Regions from separate parts of the Homo sapiens genome. Here regions 1, 3, 4 and 5 are each linked to region 2. A link is a contact called in ENCODE Hi-C or POLR2A ChIA-PET data. All regions are on one chromosome and are shown on one strand. Each heading gives the region's core, a stretch centred on a gene start or an enhancer-like site at or near the end of the contact. The rest is flanking DNA. Distances are from core to core; before and after follow the strand shown.

The links. Hi-C counts contacts between places; a loop is a spot of excess contacts on that map. ChIA-PET counts read pairs that join two places held with the same protein, here RNA polymerase II (POLR2A). Pooled maps may share reads with other maps.
Region 1: a map of ascending aorta shows a loop between it and region 2 (9-fold over the local background). The contact joins the promoter of NANS here to the promoter of NR4A3 in region 2. A Hi-C loop is called at or near these places in 2 of 168 maps with a recorded cell type or tissue (ascending aorta and sigmoid colon) and 15 of 50 pooled maps. POLR2A ChIA-PET finds 5 or more read pairs at or near these places in 1 of 52 experiments (PC-9).
Region 3: a map of aorta shows a loop between it and region 2 (5-fold over the local background). The contact joins the promoter of TBC1D2 here to the promoter of NR4A3 in region 2. A Hi-C loop is called at or near these places in 1 of 168 maps with a recorded cell type or tissue (aorta) and 13 of 50 pooled maps. POLR2A ChIA-PET finds 5 or more read pairs at or near these places in 1 of 52 experiments (activated CD4-positive, alpha-beta T cell).
Region 4: a map of CD8-positive, alpha-beta T cell shows a loop between it and region 2 (8-fold over the local background). The contact joins the promoter of ANP32B here to the promoter of NR4A3 in region 2. A Hi-C loop is called at or near these places in 3 of 168 maps with a recorded cell type or tissue (CD8-positive, alpha-beta T cell, gastrocnemius medialis and naive thymus-derived CD4-positive, alpha-beta T cell), 3 of 37 single-sample maps with no recorded cell type and 21 of 50 pooled maps.
Region 5: a map with no recorded cell type shows a loop between it and region 2 (9-fold over the local background). The contact joins the promoter of TRIM14 here to the promoter of NR4A3 in region 2. A Hi-C loop is called at or near these places in 1 of 168 maps with a recorded cell type or tissue (CD8-positive, alpha-beta T cell), 1 of 37 single-sample maps with no recorded cell type and 7 of 50 pooled maps. POLR2A ChIA-PET finds 5 or more read pairs at or near these places in 1 of 52 experiments (GM12878).

The regions. Positions count from the first base shown.
Region 1 is chr9:98,055,370-98,058,069 of GRCh38, reverse strand. It overlaps NANS (N-acetylneuraminate synthase), which reads right to left and starts at 1,338. Exons shown (of 6, transcript NM_018946.4): 1 at 1,130-1,338. The coding sequence starts at 1,261. It also overlaps a transcript of TRIM14 not described here. RefSeq lists enhancers at 620-739, 1,780-1,829 and silencers at 990-1,159, 1,240-1,589.
Region 2 is chr9:99,820,505-99,823,204 of GRCh38, reverse strand. It overlaps NR4A3 (nuclear receptor subfamily 4 group A member 3), which reads right to left and starts at 1,320. Exons shown (of 8, transcript NM_006981.4): 1 at 798-1,320. RefSeq lists an enhancer at 90-602 and a silencer at 1,177-1,226.
Region 3 is chr9:98,254,248-98,256,947 of GRCh38, reverse strand. It overlaps TBC1D2 (TBC1 domain family member 2), which reads left to right and starts at 1,299. Exons shown (of 13, transcript NM_001267571.2): 1 at 1,299-1,775. The coding sequence starts at 1,407. RefSeq lists an enhancer at 575-1,064 and a silencer at 1,235-1,284.
Region 4 is chr9:97,982,031-97,984,730 of GRCh38, reverse strand. ANP32B (acidic nuclear phosphoprotein 32 family member B) reads right to left here and starts at 1,390. Exons shown (of 7, transcript NM_006401.3): 1 at 1,122-1,390. The coding sequence starts at 1,175. The region is part of intron 2 of LOC124902226 (a long non-coding RNA gene); the gene reads left to right. RefSeq lists silencers at 61-290, 321-370, 381-580, 651-730, 921-1,010 and 2 more and an enhancer at 638-1,520.
Region 5 is chr9:98,117,958-98,120,657 of GRCh38, reverse strand. TRIM14 (tripartite motif containing 14) reads left to right here and starts at 1,436. Exons shown (of 6, transcript NM_014788.4): 1 at 1,436-1,676. The coding sequence starts at 1,470. RefSeq lists a silencer at 1,503-1,602 and an enhancer at 1,913-1,962.

The DNA of each region.
Region 1 (2,700 bases), core at 89-2,588, 1.8 Mb after region 2:
CGCCTGTGGGTCCCAGCTACTCGGGAGGCTGAGGTGGGAGAATCACTTAAGCCTGGGAGGCAGAGGTTGCAGTGAGCCGGGATCATGCCACTGCACTCCAGCCTGGGTGATACAGAGACCCTGTCTCAAAAAAAAAAAAAAAAAAAACCAGGAAAAAAAAAAAAAAACAGTAAGAGAAAACCTCCAGCCTGGGTGACAGAGCAAGACCCTGTCTCTAACATAGATAAATAAATAAATAAACATTTAAAAAACCTATCACAAATGATACAAAATCAGTTGAGTAGCATTGATGAAGGGAAAGGAAAGATGGGGTGAGCTATCTCTAAACCAAAGAATCATAGTGCAGGCCAGGCCTTATGCTGGGGGCTGGGGTCGTAATGAAGAATATGGCAGTCCCAACAGAAGAGGGAGCACGCATTTACCGACTCATGTGTGCCAAGTGCTGGGCTCAGAGCTCTATCTGAGAATCTCATTTGATCCCCATAACAACTCCATGTGGAAAGAACTGTTGTTTTCAAGCCCCGTTTTCAAATGGGGAAAAGGGTTCACGGAGGCTAAGTAAGCAGCCCATGTTCACACAGCTAGTAGTGGTGGAACTGAGATTTGAACTCAAAGGCCCGGCTTTTAACCACTTCATATTTCATATACAGGGAATGGCGGGTGAGAGAGACCACAGCAACTTCCAGGAACTGTCATTCCTGAAAGTAACTCTGTGTCGCTGAAGAATGTCAGAGAAGAATTATGACGGGCTGGAAGGGGCCCAGTCATTAAAATCTTGAAGGCTATGTTAAAGGGTTTCGACTCTACCCGCGGGCAGGAGGGAGCCACAGAAGGTGCCAGGCAGGGGGGATGGTCTGATCAAGTCTGACTTTTAGAAAGATTATTCTGGCACCAGAACGGGGAGGAAACAGGTCGGGTTAGGAGGCAGCTGCTGTAATGCAGAAAGGTCACGAGGGTGGCGGACACGGTGAGGAAGAGGGATCCGAAGGATTCCGAAAACGGAACTGGCGGGCGGGAAGAGGCCGGACCAGGGTACCCAGCCGCGGAGGCCGTGTGGCCCTGGCTCCCCGCGGCCCCGCCCCGCCCCTCCCGGCGCCCGAATCCCGGGTCCCGGGAGCTGCCGCCTCACCTTGGCCATGCGGATCATGCGCTTGGCTACGTCCAGGTCGCCCTGGTGGTTCTGGCCGATCTCGGCAATGATGAAGCACGGGTGTTGCCCGCCCACCCAGCGCCCGGGACACAGCTCCAGCTCCAGCGGCATTGCAGCGGCTCGGGGTCCAAAGCCTCACTACCAGTCTGGGTCCGGCCGCCGCCGCCGCCGCCTCTACTCTGTTCTGTGAGCAACGCTGCGAGACCCACACGCCAGCCCCGCCACGTCAGCCCGCGGTCGCCGGGCAGCCAATCCCCTAGGCCCCGCCTCTCTCCCGACAGCCAATCGGGGCGGGGGGCGGGGGCGGGGCCTCCCGCGGGAAGGGCGGCGGGGCGGGTCGAGGAAGCTCCGCGGCCCTCTCCTGTGCGAGGCTTGAGGCTTGCTGTCCCAGAGCGTGGTCTCGGACCATCGCGGTATCCGTGCGTGCACCCAGGAGCAAGCATTCCCTGCAGGAGGCGGACGGCTGCCTGCGCAGGGCATAGTCTATGTCCTGCTCTCAGGAGCATGGGGAGAGCGCGCCCTATGGTGTAATGGAAAAAACAGGGTTGCTAGAGTTAGAATCACAGAGCTGGATCGAGTCCAGCCTATGCCAGTCACCAGCTCCTGCTCATATATACGTTACTCAGTCTTCCGGAGCGTTATTTTTGTTTCTCTCTGAAGCAAAAAAATAAAATAGAACTGTGAGATGACGTATAGAAACCCCTGATCACAATACTTGGCTTGTAGTAAGTTTTCAAGAAGTGGCGGAGGTTCCTATTATATGAGAGGCAACAGGTTCGAGAAGTTGCACTGGCTTGTCCAAAGCCATCCAGAAAGCCAAAGCAGAGATGGGACTAGTACCCGGACCTCCCAGCCCCAGGCTCTTAAAATACAATCACCTGGGCGGGCGCGGTGGCTCACACCTGTAATCCCAGCACTTTGGGAGGCCAAGGCAGGCAGATCACCTGAGGTCAGGAGTTCGAGACCAGCCTGACCAATATGGAGAAACCCCGTCTCTACTAAAAATACAAAAAAATTAGCCGGGCGTGGTGGTGCGTGCCTGTAATCCCAGCTACTCGAGAGGCTGAGGCAGGAGAATCGCTTGAACCCGGGAGGTGGAGGTTGCAGTGAGCCCAGATCACACCACTGCACTCCAGCCTGGTGACACTGCAAGACTCTGTCTCAAAAATAAATAAATTAATTAATTAATTTAAAAAATAAGATAAGTTATTTCCCAAAATAAACCTCCTTCTTTCCTGGGAACTAGACTGCCTTTGTAGGACTAACAAATTAGCCACAAGATTAGACACGTAGGAGTCATGCACCTGGAGGCTACAAGATTCTGACCCTCCCCAAATTGCTCCTGGGGATAACATCACTATTGTAAAACCTAAGACCAGTGCTTGAGATATTTTGCAGACCCTGCACTTGATGGATCAGCTGGCACCACCAGATTGATAAACTGGTTCATCTGATCTTGTGTCCCCCAACCAGGAACTGACTTGGCACAAGAAGACAGCCTTGACTTTCTATGATTTTATCTCCAACACAACCAATCAGCACTCCTGGCA
Region 2 (2,700 bases), core at 71-2,570:
CGCGAGTTCTGTCCGTGAAAAAGCATGCCTTTCCCACACCGAGCCAACGTCCAGAGGAGAGGGACACCGTCCCCACACGTGTCAGTGTGCGGGAGTCGCCAATTACACCCGATTTACCTCCTAAGGGAAAAGTGTAAACCGGCATGTCAGCGACGACAGGCAGACGTGCCTAGTGGAACCCCAGGCTCATTTCAATACAATAAGCCACATTCCTACAATTACGCCCTCTTTCCTGAGGTCCTCCGAGTGCGTCTGCAAACTCTGGCCGTCGCTGCCTAGGCCCTTCCCTCCTAAGCTTCCTTCCAGAGAACCAGCTCGGTGCCACCATTAGCAACATTTACTTGGACCCACCAGAGCTCCTATTTTCAATCCTACTTAAAAGGCAGGAAAATTACTGCCGTTCATCACCGGAGCTGCAACTCCCTGCCGCTGCCGCTGCCGCCGCCGCCGCCGCCGCCGAGAGCATCATTACCATGACAACTAGAGCCGAAATACCCTGAATTACATCGCTGGAGCCGCTATAGCACAAATCCCGGTCCTCCTCTTTGTTAGAGGCTTTTCGCCTCTTCGAGTGGGGGGAGGAATCCCACGAGCTCCAGAGATCCCCGCGGGCCCACTACAGGGGAAAAGTTTCAGATCAGAACCTACGGGCCGCTGGGCTAGCAAAGCCGGAGCCGGGCGGCAAGGTCAGGGGAGGGAACCCCACACTCAAAGTTGTCAATTTCAGGAGCGACGCTTCCCAGCAAGCCAACTTTTTTAGCAAGTCCCCTTATTAACTGGGCGAATCTCATACGTACTTGAGTGCTGTGGCGGTTCCGTCTTTAGAGCGAGTTTCTAGAGAGCTGTCCCGAAATCTGCACTGGGGGGGAGTCACAGCTGCTGTCCCGGAAGGGCTGCGGTGTACAAGCCCAGCGGCTCCCGGAGGCGGTGAGCGGCTGGTGGGGGATGCTGCGATCCCGACTCATGGGAGAGCACAGCCGAGAGGTTCCGCGGGCGTCCTGGCTTGGGCTGTGACCAGGGGGGAGGATGCCGCCGCTGTTCCCACCTCCACGGCCACTGCCGGCACCGTCAGCGTTGCAAAGTGAGCCCGGGAGGGGCGTCCAGCTGCGGCGCCGCGCTGCACCGGCAAGGGCTCAGGGCAAGAGGGGTGTGAGCGCGCGGGAGAGCGAAGTGTGTGTGCGGAGCCTGTGTGCGCGCTTGTGTCTGTGTGTGCGAGTGAGGGAGCGGGTGTGAGCGCGTCTGTGTATGGGGAGCGGAGGAGGAGCAGGAGCTGGAGGGGTGGGGGGCGGGAGGCAGGAGACTCCGCTCTCCCGGCTGCGCGTTCGCTCGCTCTCTCGGCACGTCATTTATGCCACAGGAGCCCTAGCGGCCTCTCCATAGAGTGCCTGGAATGCGAGACGTCAATGTGACGCCATGGGACGCTACGTCACCCTCCTCCTCCCTCCCCTGGCCCAGCCGGTTCCGCGTGTGCGAGGGAGGGTGTGTGTGTTCGTGTGCGCGCGCGCGCGCGCGCGTTCCTCGGCCAGTCGCACGGCCGCACAATGGAAACTCCGCCGCACGGCCGGCCCCGGCCTGGGGGCTTCTCTTTTTGCAGCGGAACCGCTCGCCAGGGCGTGCGTCTGCGGGAGGGTGCAGCGGCCTGCCCACGGGTCAGGCGGGACCGCCCAGCTGTCAGGCTCGGGTGGAGTAGAGTTGGAGGAGTGCTGCTGGCGCGCCTCCGAGGCTGCCCCGAGGCACGGAGCCAGGGCGAGGGGGGTAAGGGAGAGGACAGCTCTTCCGAAAGGGAAGGCTCCGCCAGCCAGCTTCTGACCAGCTCCAGTGACCTGGCAGCCGGTGCAGAAGGCGTCTGGCACCAGCCCGAAGACGCCCTGAGGTGCAGCTGCACTTTCCTCTTGCATAGGTTCTAAAGCTGTTTACGTTGCTCCGGTCCTCTGCGCCCAGGCTAATCCCCCCTCCCCGCATCATTTACTGGGTGCGTGTTTCACACAGGGATGCAGATGGTTCCGGGGATAAGGTTTGATTTCTTTACACGTACGGCGTGGGTTTCTTAACTGGACACGTTATAACCCAGCGAAGTGCACATCCATCATGCACACGCGCGCTGCAGCAGAAACTACTCTGTGTGTAAAACAAACACACACGTGTTGAACAGCTGAGCGGGTCTGACTATTGCAAATCATTCCTCCTCCCCGGCACCGGGTCAGAAATGGAACTCTCAACTAGCACTTTCACTTTTTGATGGTTGTAGATGCCCTCCGCCCACATCTCCCAAATTAAACATTTCGAAATCAATCAACAGGACTTATTAGTCAGTCCCTCGCTAGGGGATTTGCTTTGGTCTCCTCGGACACATTTGTCATGAAATGGTGTGCCGAAAGCCTGGGTGACTGTATGAAGGAGAGCAATTTCTTCCTGGAAATGATAAATTTAAGTGTAAATTTCTTGATGAAAACAAAATTTATCAGAGTTAAAGACCCCTAGTCCCAAAGGTTGCTGCTGAGTGAACGCAGTCTCTTTCAGAAATGAATTTTTGGACAGGAGAAAATATTTGAGTGAAACAATGCAGATAGAGTGGTCCCCATGTGGTCCGCTTGAATCACAAATACCGTTTTATATGTTTGACCTGTCCCAATTTGTGTGTGTGTGGCGGGGGCGGGGGGCGCTGCGCCGAGGGGAGATACAAGATTCCTTTGTAGACAG
Region 3 (2,700 bases), core at 50-2,549, 1.6 Mb after region 2:
ATGCAAATAGACTCTAGAGCCCTCGCCTTTACCCCCACCCTGCTTCTTGTCAATATCACTGAGTGTGCATGAGGGTCTCGTTAACGACGGCTGAGGGGGAGACGATGAAGTAAGAGGAAAGGCTGAACAAAGGGCAAGAGAAAGGCAGAAAGAAGCTCCTAAAGAAAGCTGGACGCAATTGGGCTCCGCAACCCTAATGGAGAAATGCGCCTTAGGAGGGAAGGGGAGAAGTTTAAGGGGAAACAGGTAAAATGAGGCAGAAGTTGAGCAAGTTAGTCAAACCCTAAATTCTTTTACTTATTTACAAAACAGCCTGGCGCGGTGGCTCTCGCCTGTAATTCCAGCACTTTAGGAGGCCGAGGCAGGAGAATCGCTTGAGGCCAGGAGTTCAAGACCCCCCTCTCTGCAAAAAACAATTTAAAAATTAGCCGGGTGTGGTGGTGCGCAGTTGCGGTCTCAGCTACTCGGGAGACTGAGGCGGGAGGATGGCTTGAGACCGGGAGGCGGAGACTGCAGTGAGCTCTGATCGCGCCACTGCACTCCAGCCTGGGTGACAGAGCCAGACCGTCTCTAAAAATAATAATAGCAATAACAAAATAAAAATAAATGTACTGCACCCAACTATGACCCAGGAGTGGCATGGGTTTCCGCAGCGCAGCGGCCGCGCCTGGGCGCCCCAAGCAACACAACCAGCGCTGTCAGGAGGCGAATAGGAGCCAGGACAGAGAGCTGGGGAGGCCACTGCTGTCAGGCGAGGGATAAGAAGGCCGTCCGCGGCGTCACTGACGGGGCTGAAGGAACACCAGGAGAAGAGTGGCAGACAGCTCCGGAGCCGCGCTGCCCGGGCGACGCCGGAAGATGGGCCTCCCAGCGGTCTTCCTTTCAGCCAATGGCCGCGAGATGCGCCGTCCGAGGGTGCCCCGCGCGGCACAGGGAGGGAACAAGCAGCCCATCGGGTGCAAGAAAGCACTATCTTTCTAGGTGACTATGCGAACTACCAGGGAAGTGTAGCTAGGGACAGGCTTCTCTGCCCGCGGTTAACCTAACTCAGTGCCACCACGCCTTTAACCTGAAGCCAGGGAGCACGGCTGCCCTCAGTAAAGATGGCTGACTGGCGCGGAGAAAAAGCCGGAAGCAGCTGGGCTTTGCAGGGAGCCGACTGAGCGCTGCGGGGGCGTGGCCTGGCGGTGGAGGGGCGTGGCCAGCCGCCGTAACCTGGGTTTGCGATCTTTGAGGCGCGCGCACCGCACCCGGTCCCGACTCTGTGGCTTCCTGGGGGCGGGTTCGCCGTCGGCCCCGCCCCCGCCCAGGTGTCTCCCTTTGGGAAGCTGCCCGCCGAGTCTCCGAGATTTGTCCCTGGTGGTCCCGCGGACCCCTCGTCCCTCCGCAGTCTCCGGCTGGCAGCGATGGAGGGCGCTGGGGAGAACGCCCCGGAGTCCAGCTCCTCTGCCCCTGGGTCCGAAGAGTCTGCCAGGGATCCACAGGTGCCGCCTCCGGAGGAAGAATCGGGGGACTGCGCCCGGTCCCTGGAGGCGGTCCCCAAGAAACTCTGTGGGTATTTAAGTAAGTTCGGCGGCAAAGGGCCCATCCGGGGCTGGAAATCCCGCTGGTTCTTCTACGACGAAAGGAAATGTCAGCTGTATTACTCGCGGACCGCTCAGGATGCCAATCCCTTGGACAGCATCGACCTCTCCAGTGCAGTGTTTGACTGTAAGGCGGACGCTGAGGAGGGGATCTTCGAAATCAAGACTCCCAGCCGGGTTATTACCCTGAAGGTAAATTCCTGCAACGACTTTCTCCTTTCCAGCGGCGTGAGGTCCCCTTTTCGCAGGGCAAGGCTGGGCGCGAGTGTGAGGTGGACACAGTAAATTTGGAGTGTCGGTGACGACAGTTCCAAGAACTTTGTGCTTTGCAAAGTGCATTCCCACCCATTTCCTCATTGGGTTCCCACAAGGCAGGGAAGACAGACCCATTTTACGGATCAAGAAACTGAGTCAGAGGGAGATGAAAGGACTGGCTCGAGGTCCATGCGTCTAGAGAGTAGGGTAGCTTGGAATCCCATAGTCTTTCTACCTCTCAGTGCTGAATCAAAACTTTTACTTTTGGGTGTGCCTGACAGTGCAGTTACCTTAACTTTCTTACCTGGGACCTAAGTAAGTCAAAATATGGTCTTTGCAATCCTCTCTCAAGGCCAGGATTCTGATTCCCGTTTCTTGATATTTTGGCCAAGGTCAGTGAATGCTGAGAAGAGACTGGCAGGGATTAGGAAAATAAACACTTAGGTTTCACTGATCAGCCTAGATTGTTCATCTAGGCATGCTTAAACCTGTTTTCCTATCAGCAGCAAGGGGTAGGTTTTATCATCATGTGTAACTGAGAAAGCCTAAAGCAGTAGAAAGGCCACATTCTTTGAAATCAGACGGGCTTGGATTCAAATTGTACATTTGCTACTTACTAGCTGTGTGACCCTGGACAAGTTACTTAACCTCTCAGAACCTAGGTGGTTTGTAAGCATTTGACACATCACAGGCATGTACAAATTGTTGAATTAATTGCATCACCTAGAATACAGCCTGGTACCTAGTGGAGTACTTAATAATTTTTTGTTGCATAAGCACACATGCACACACAAGGTGATGGAACCAAGGTCAGAGTGCTAATGTCAAGAGGAGGTGTCCCATAACTTAATTGGAAAGACAG
Region 4 (2,700 bases), core at 141-2,640, 1.8 Mb after region 2:
GTGGGAGCCAAGCCCCGGCGGGGCGGGGGGAAACAGACCGAGGGCTCGGCGCGGGAAGAGGCGGCCGCCAGCCAGCGCCGAGGGCGGGCGGGCAAGGCCAAGCTCGTGGGCCGGCTCACCAGGCGCAGGGAGACGGGCACCCGCCAACATGGCGCTGCGGCGGCCTGTGGCGCGCCCCGGCTGGCGTGAAGAGCCGCCGCCCGCCCACACGGAGGGGCCAGCCTCCCGGGGCAAGGGCAGGGGCCCCGGGCGCCGCCGCCGCGGCACAGGGGGAAGGGCGAGGCCGTCGCCACAACGGTTGGCCTTGGTCGACCCGGGCTGCCCCTGGGAGGCAGGAGTGGGCAAGGCCGAGGGCGAAGAGGGAGCGAGAGAACGGGGGAGAAAGTTTTATTTTTGGGCTTGAAAAATGGCGGGAACCACGTCCTTTTTTCAAACTTGGCCTCGGGAGGGGCGGCGGTTGCGCCACCTCCGCCGCCCTGGCCCGCCCCTCCCCCGCTCCGCGCGCCGGGCCGCGCCCGCCCAGGCCTCCAGGCGCCCGAGGGGGCTTCTCGCTCCCTTCAAAAGAAAAAAGCCCCCTCCTCGCCCCACGACTGCTGACCTCGGCCGGGCCGGCGCCCACGGCGAGCTCCGGCCACAAGAGCCCCCGTCCCGCCCCACCCGCGCCCCTTCCCCGGCCGGCCCGGGGCGCGCGGAGCCCGGCCTGGCCCAGGCGGGGATGGCCGCGCAGCTCCTCGGCAGGCCGGGCCTCCGCCCGGCCGCGCATCCCGGGAGGCTGCAAACATGGCTCCCAGCGTTACACAACCCCCGCCTCCCTCTCTCGCCGCCGGCCACTTGCACACGCGCTCCCTCAGGGGAAAGACCCCGGCGGGCGAAGCGCTCAAAGTTTGCTTTCCCCCACACCGCTGCCTCCCCCCGGCCGCCCCAGGGGCCCGCGGGCGGCAAAGAGTTAATCCTCGCGCGCTCGCTCCCCCCTCCGCGCCCGCCCGCCTTCCCCGTCCGAGCCCACGAGCTGCGCTCTTCCCCGCGCCGGGGCCGGCGAACCCTCAGCCCGGGCCCCGCAGGTGGCCACCATTACATGCAAGTCATCGGGGGAGAGGGCACCCAGAGGGGTCTCTGCTTACAGCTGCCGGGGTCCGGTTCCTCAGCTCCAGGTGGATCCTCCTCTTCATGTCCATGTTCCCCTCTTCCCCCCTCTTCAAACTTAACTTTCCGCGGCGGGGGCGGAGGGGGGAGAGGCGTCCCGGCTTGCGCAGCGAGGGCCGTCGGAAGGGTTTGCTAGCGGCGGAGGCCGGCGGCGCGGTCCTGGGTGGCGGGCGGCGTGCGGGCAGGCGAGCGGAGCCCCCGGAGCCAAGTTACTCACGGGAGCGGAGAGAAACCATGGAGGGAAAAGGGGGCTGGAGCGCAGCGCTGGGCTCACTACCGCCGCCCCCGGCCGCGGCCTGCACTGCGCTTAAACCGGCGACGCGGCGCGGCAGCTGCTCGGCTCCACTCGGCCCCGCGCGGCGCTGCTCGGCTCGGCGGCCGCGGCTGCACCAAGGCGGGGCGGGGAGACTCGCGGCGGGCGGGGCGGAGGCTGGGGAAAGGCGCAGCCCGAATAGAGGAGCGACTTCCTCCCTCTCTCCGATTGCACGTGGGGCGGCTGATGTAAGACCTTTCTCGTGGGTGGGGGGGCTTCCCCGCCCCCCGGCCCCCGCCGCGCTGAGACTCCTTCTACCTCCGGCCCCACGTCGTCGCGCCCGGAGCTGGGCTTGCGGCCCGGGCTGGGAGGTTCGCGGGAAGGGTTGGTGGGAAGCTTTGCAGTCCGGCTGCGGGGGTCCCTAAAACCCAGTCCATCCGGGGAGGCTCACGGGGGCGGCCCGACGCCCGCGGAGGCGCGAGATGTGAAGAAGCCGGGGACAGGCTTTGACGTTCACCTTTTGCCTGCCACACAGTCTGGGGCCAACAGGCCGAACCCCGCTGCCTCCTTGGCAGACTGGCGTCCGTAGTGCCGCCGAGGATCCCCCCCGTCGGGACGGAATCGCGGCCGACCGGCCCTGGCAGGGCAGCTGGGGTCGCTTGCTAAGCCACAGAGCAGCCGAGCATCCCCACCCTGTTCAGGAGAGTCTCCCTCGGTTTTCTAACATTTTAATAGGAGCTAGAGAAGGAAACGATTAGCATTTCTAATAGGGCCTCAGGGTTTCCCCGCAGACTTTTTTTTTTAATCTCATTTATTCCTTAGGGCACCCCTGTGAAGTGTGTAAATTCTTGGTGGTCTAAGTTTCGCTGAAACCTGGCAGGCAGCCTTTGTCATGGTCTGGCCCAAAGGGTCCCAGGGGTTAGAGCACCAGATCGGGATGAGTGTTGTGCTTTGCAGAACACCGGGGAATGACGTTATATTCAGCGTACAATAAGTAAATACATAATGTGTCAAATCAAATACAATCTAAGAAGATCGTACTGACAAGAAGCACCAAAAACTAAGAACAATTTGTTAAAGAAAAACTTGAAATTCTATGTATTAACATGAAGTTTTATGGAAGTTAAGAAAGTGCCCCCTTTCCTATTTTACCTAAGTTTTAGTGGCAAACAACCCAAATTTAGTTGTAAACCAATTATATATCAGCTTTTAAAATACTGAGTGAGTTAACATTTGAAGATGAAAGTTTTAGAAGGAATATGGGAAAAGAAAAACTTTCTGGTAGTAGTTCCCTGACTCCGTTT
Region 5 (2,700 bases), core at 187-2,686, 1.7 Mb after region 2:
CAGGGTGGAGCATAGGCAGGGCGGAGACCAAGGATCTTAAGAAAGAGCTGAGGGCTTTATAAGTGGAAGTCTAGACTTGAGCCTGGGGGGGCAACTGGAATTTGGGGTGGTGGTGTGTGTGTGAAAGTTGTCAGTACCAAAACAGAGTCACTTACATCAAAACCAAACTAAATGGTGCTCCTGTAGTCCCAGCTACTCCAGAGATGAGGTGGGAAGATCACTTGAGCCCAGGAGTTAGAGGCTGCAGTGAGCTATGATCGCACTATTGCACTCCAGCCTGGGCAACAGAGCGAGATCCTGTCTCAAACAAACTAAATGGTGCTGGGAGGCCATGAAGTGGGGGGCCCTCATCAACGATTTGCCTGGTAACAGGAACTATTATTGCAAAAGATTCCACCAAACTGCAACCTTGCACAAAGAACCACAACCTTGCACAAAAGCCATGATATGAGGACATCTGCCCAGCAACTGCCTGTTCAACTTTTGGACTGAAGCCACCTGTATTAATTCTTGTAACCAAGTATTATTATTTTAAAACGATCTGGCCGGGCGCGGTGGATCACGCCTGTAATCCCAGCACTTTGGGAGGCCGAGGCGGGCAGATCACGGGGTCAGGAGATCGAGACCATCCTGGCTAAAACAGTGAAACCCCTTTTCTACTAAAAATACAAAAAATTAGCCGGGCGTGGTGGCGGGCGCCTGTAGTTCCAGCTACTCGGGAGGCTGAAGCAGGAGAATGGCGTGAACCCGGGAGGCGGAGCTTGCAGTGAGCAGAGATGGCGCCACTGCACTCCAGCCTGGGCGACAGACCGAGACTCCGTCTCCAAAAAAAAAAAAAAAAAAAAAAAACAAAAACAAACAAACAAACAAAAAAAACAGTATATGCAATCCTCCTCGTTTTGCCTTTAAAAGCCTCTGCTTTCCTTTGCCTCCCTGAGTACTCCGCGTCCCCACCCCTTGGGTGCCATGGCACATTTATTCCCGAATTGCAATCCTTCTGCTCAGTCCGAAATAAACTCAATTGGAGAATCTCTGTGTCCTTATTTGAGGTTGATGAAGGTATCTTACAGTTGTGGGAATGATTATCTTTCCGGGGAAAAGGGCAAGAGAGGATCAAGGGAAAGTGAGAGGAGCACCCCCGGAAGGTCACAGCCAACTTTGGTCCCATCATCAGGGCTGCAGTTTTCTGGGCGTTACTGGAACAGCGTCATTAAGCAGGAAGCCCACCCTCTCCTAGCTGGCTCATTAGGAGCTTCCCATTTCTGGTGGGACCACCTCCCGGCCTGGGCGGGCAGAGGGAGCACCCTGCTGGTCGGAGGATGCTCCGAGGCCCGACGCTGCTCCCGGCGGGCTGTCATCCTCCTAGGGGTCGGCCGGCCGGCCTGGAGCCGCCCCGCCCACGGCCGAGGTTTCGGTTTCCCTTGGGAGCCCCGCCCTGTGTCCCGGGGAGCCGGAGGAGGTGGAGATGAATGGCGGGCGCGGCGACCGGGAGCCGGACCCCTGGGAGGTCGGAGCTTGTCGAGGGATGCGGCTGGCGCTGCCCGGAGCATGGCGACCGCGTGGCTGAGCTCTTCTGTCGCCGCTGCCGCCGCTGCGTGTGCGCGCTTTGCCCGGTGCTGGGCGCGCACCGTGGCCACCCTGTGGGCCTGGCGCTGGAGGCAGCGGTGCACGTGCAGGTGGGGACGATGGGGACGGGGTTCGCCGCGCGGGAGTTGGGGGAGCCAGCCCAGGCATAACGGCCGAGGAGGGGGCGTGCCTGGCCGTGGCCAGTGGCGGGTTACAACCTGGAAACCAAAGGTGCCCCAGAGGGCGTCTAAGCGGTCGACCGAAAGTTCAGAGCGGGAGCCTGAGACCCAAGGAAGGGCAAAGGCGAGCCAAAGCCATCAGTTGAGCTTCAGAAAAGGTGGGTTTAGGAGTGAGAGGTTGGGAGCCCAGGCTGGTACCCAGATGTCCTTGACCGTGTCCACCATGGCCGATCCGCCACACTGCCATTGGGCTGGAAGACAGTCTGCCTTTTAGTTAACAGAGGTACAAACTCTCCCTCTTAATAAACAGCCCTGTGTAGCTCAGAAAGCCACACAGACATCTCAGGTTTACTTAATCTGCAGTCCACAGAAAGGGCCTGTGAACTTTGAGCTGAGGACGGCCTGACTGCCCTGGGAGCAGCCTCAGCTGTCACTACCTACCTCCTCTCCCCTCCCCGGCCACACAGACACTCCCATTCCTGCTCATAGCAGCCCTGGGTGAGCCATTATTATTACAGCCATTTTATAGGCCACAAGAGGAAGGCTCTGGAGGCAGGGGCAGGCCTTGAACCCAGGACTCCATTAGCCAGATGCCCCCAACAGGGCCATTGTCACCGTGGAACCCTTACCCATGCATAATCCTAACAGTGCCCCAGGGGCTCTGGGCTCCTGCTCCAGCTTCCCAGCTGACTTTTTCTGTGGCTTCTCTCAAATCCTTCTCTCTCTCTGGGTTTCATGAAGCCTGGGTGAGGTAGGCCCTCATGTCTGACAGCTGTTGATCCTACCACTTGTCTCCAAGAAGTCTTCTGTGATGAATTCAGCCCCATCGTGAGCCTTTCTCCGGTACTGCATGACTCCAGACCACCACACTGTGACAACCTTGGAACTCCAAGGTGAAAAGGGGATCATGGGGGACAATCCAGTGGAGTCGTGGGCTCAAGACCTGTCCCTGCCA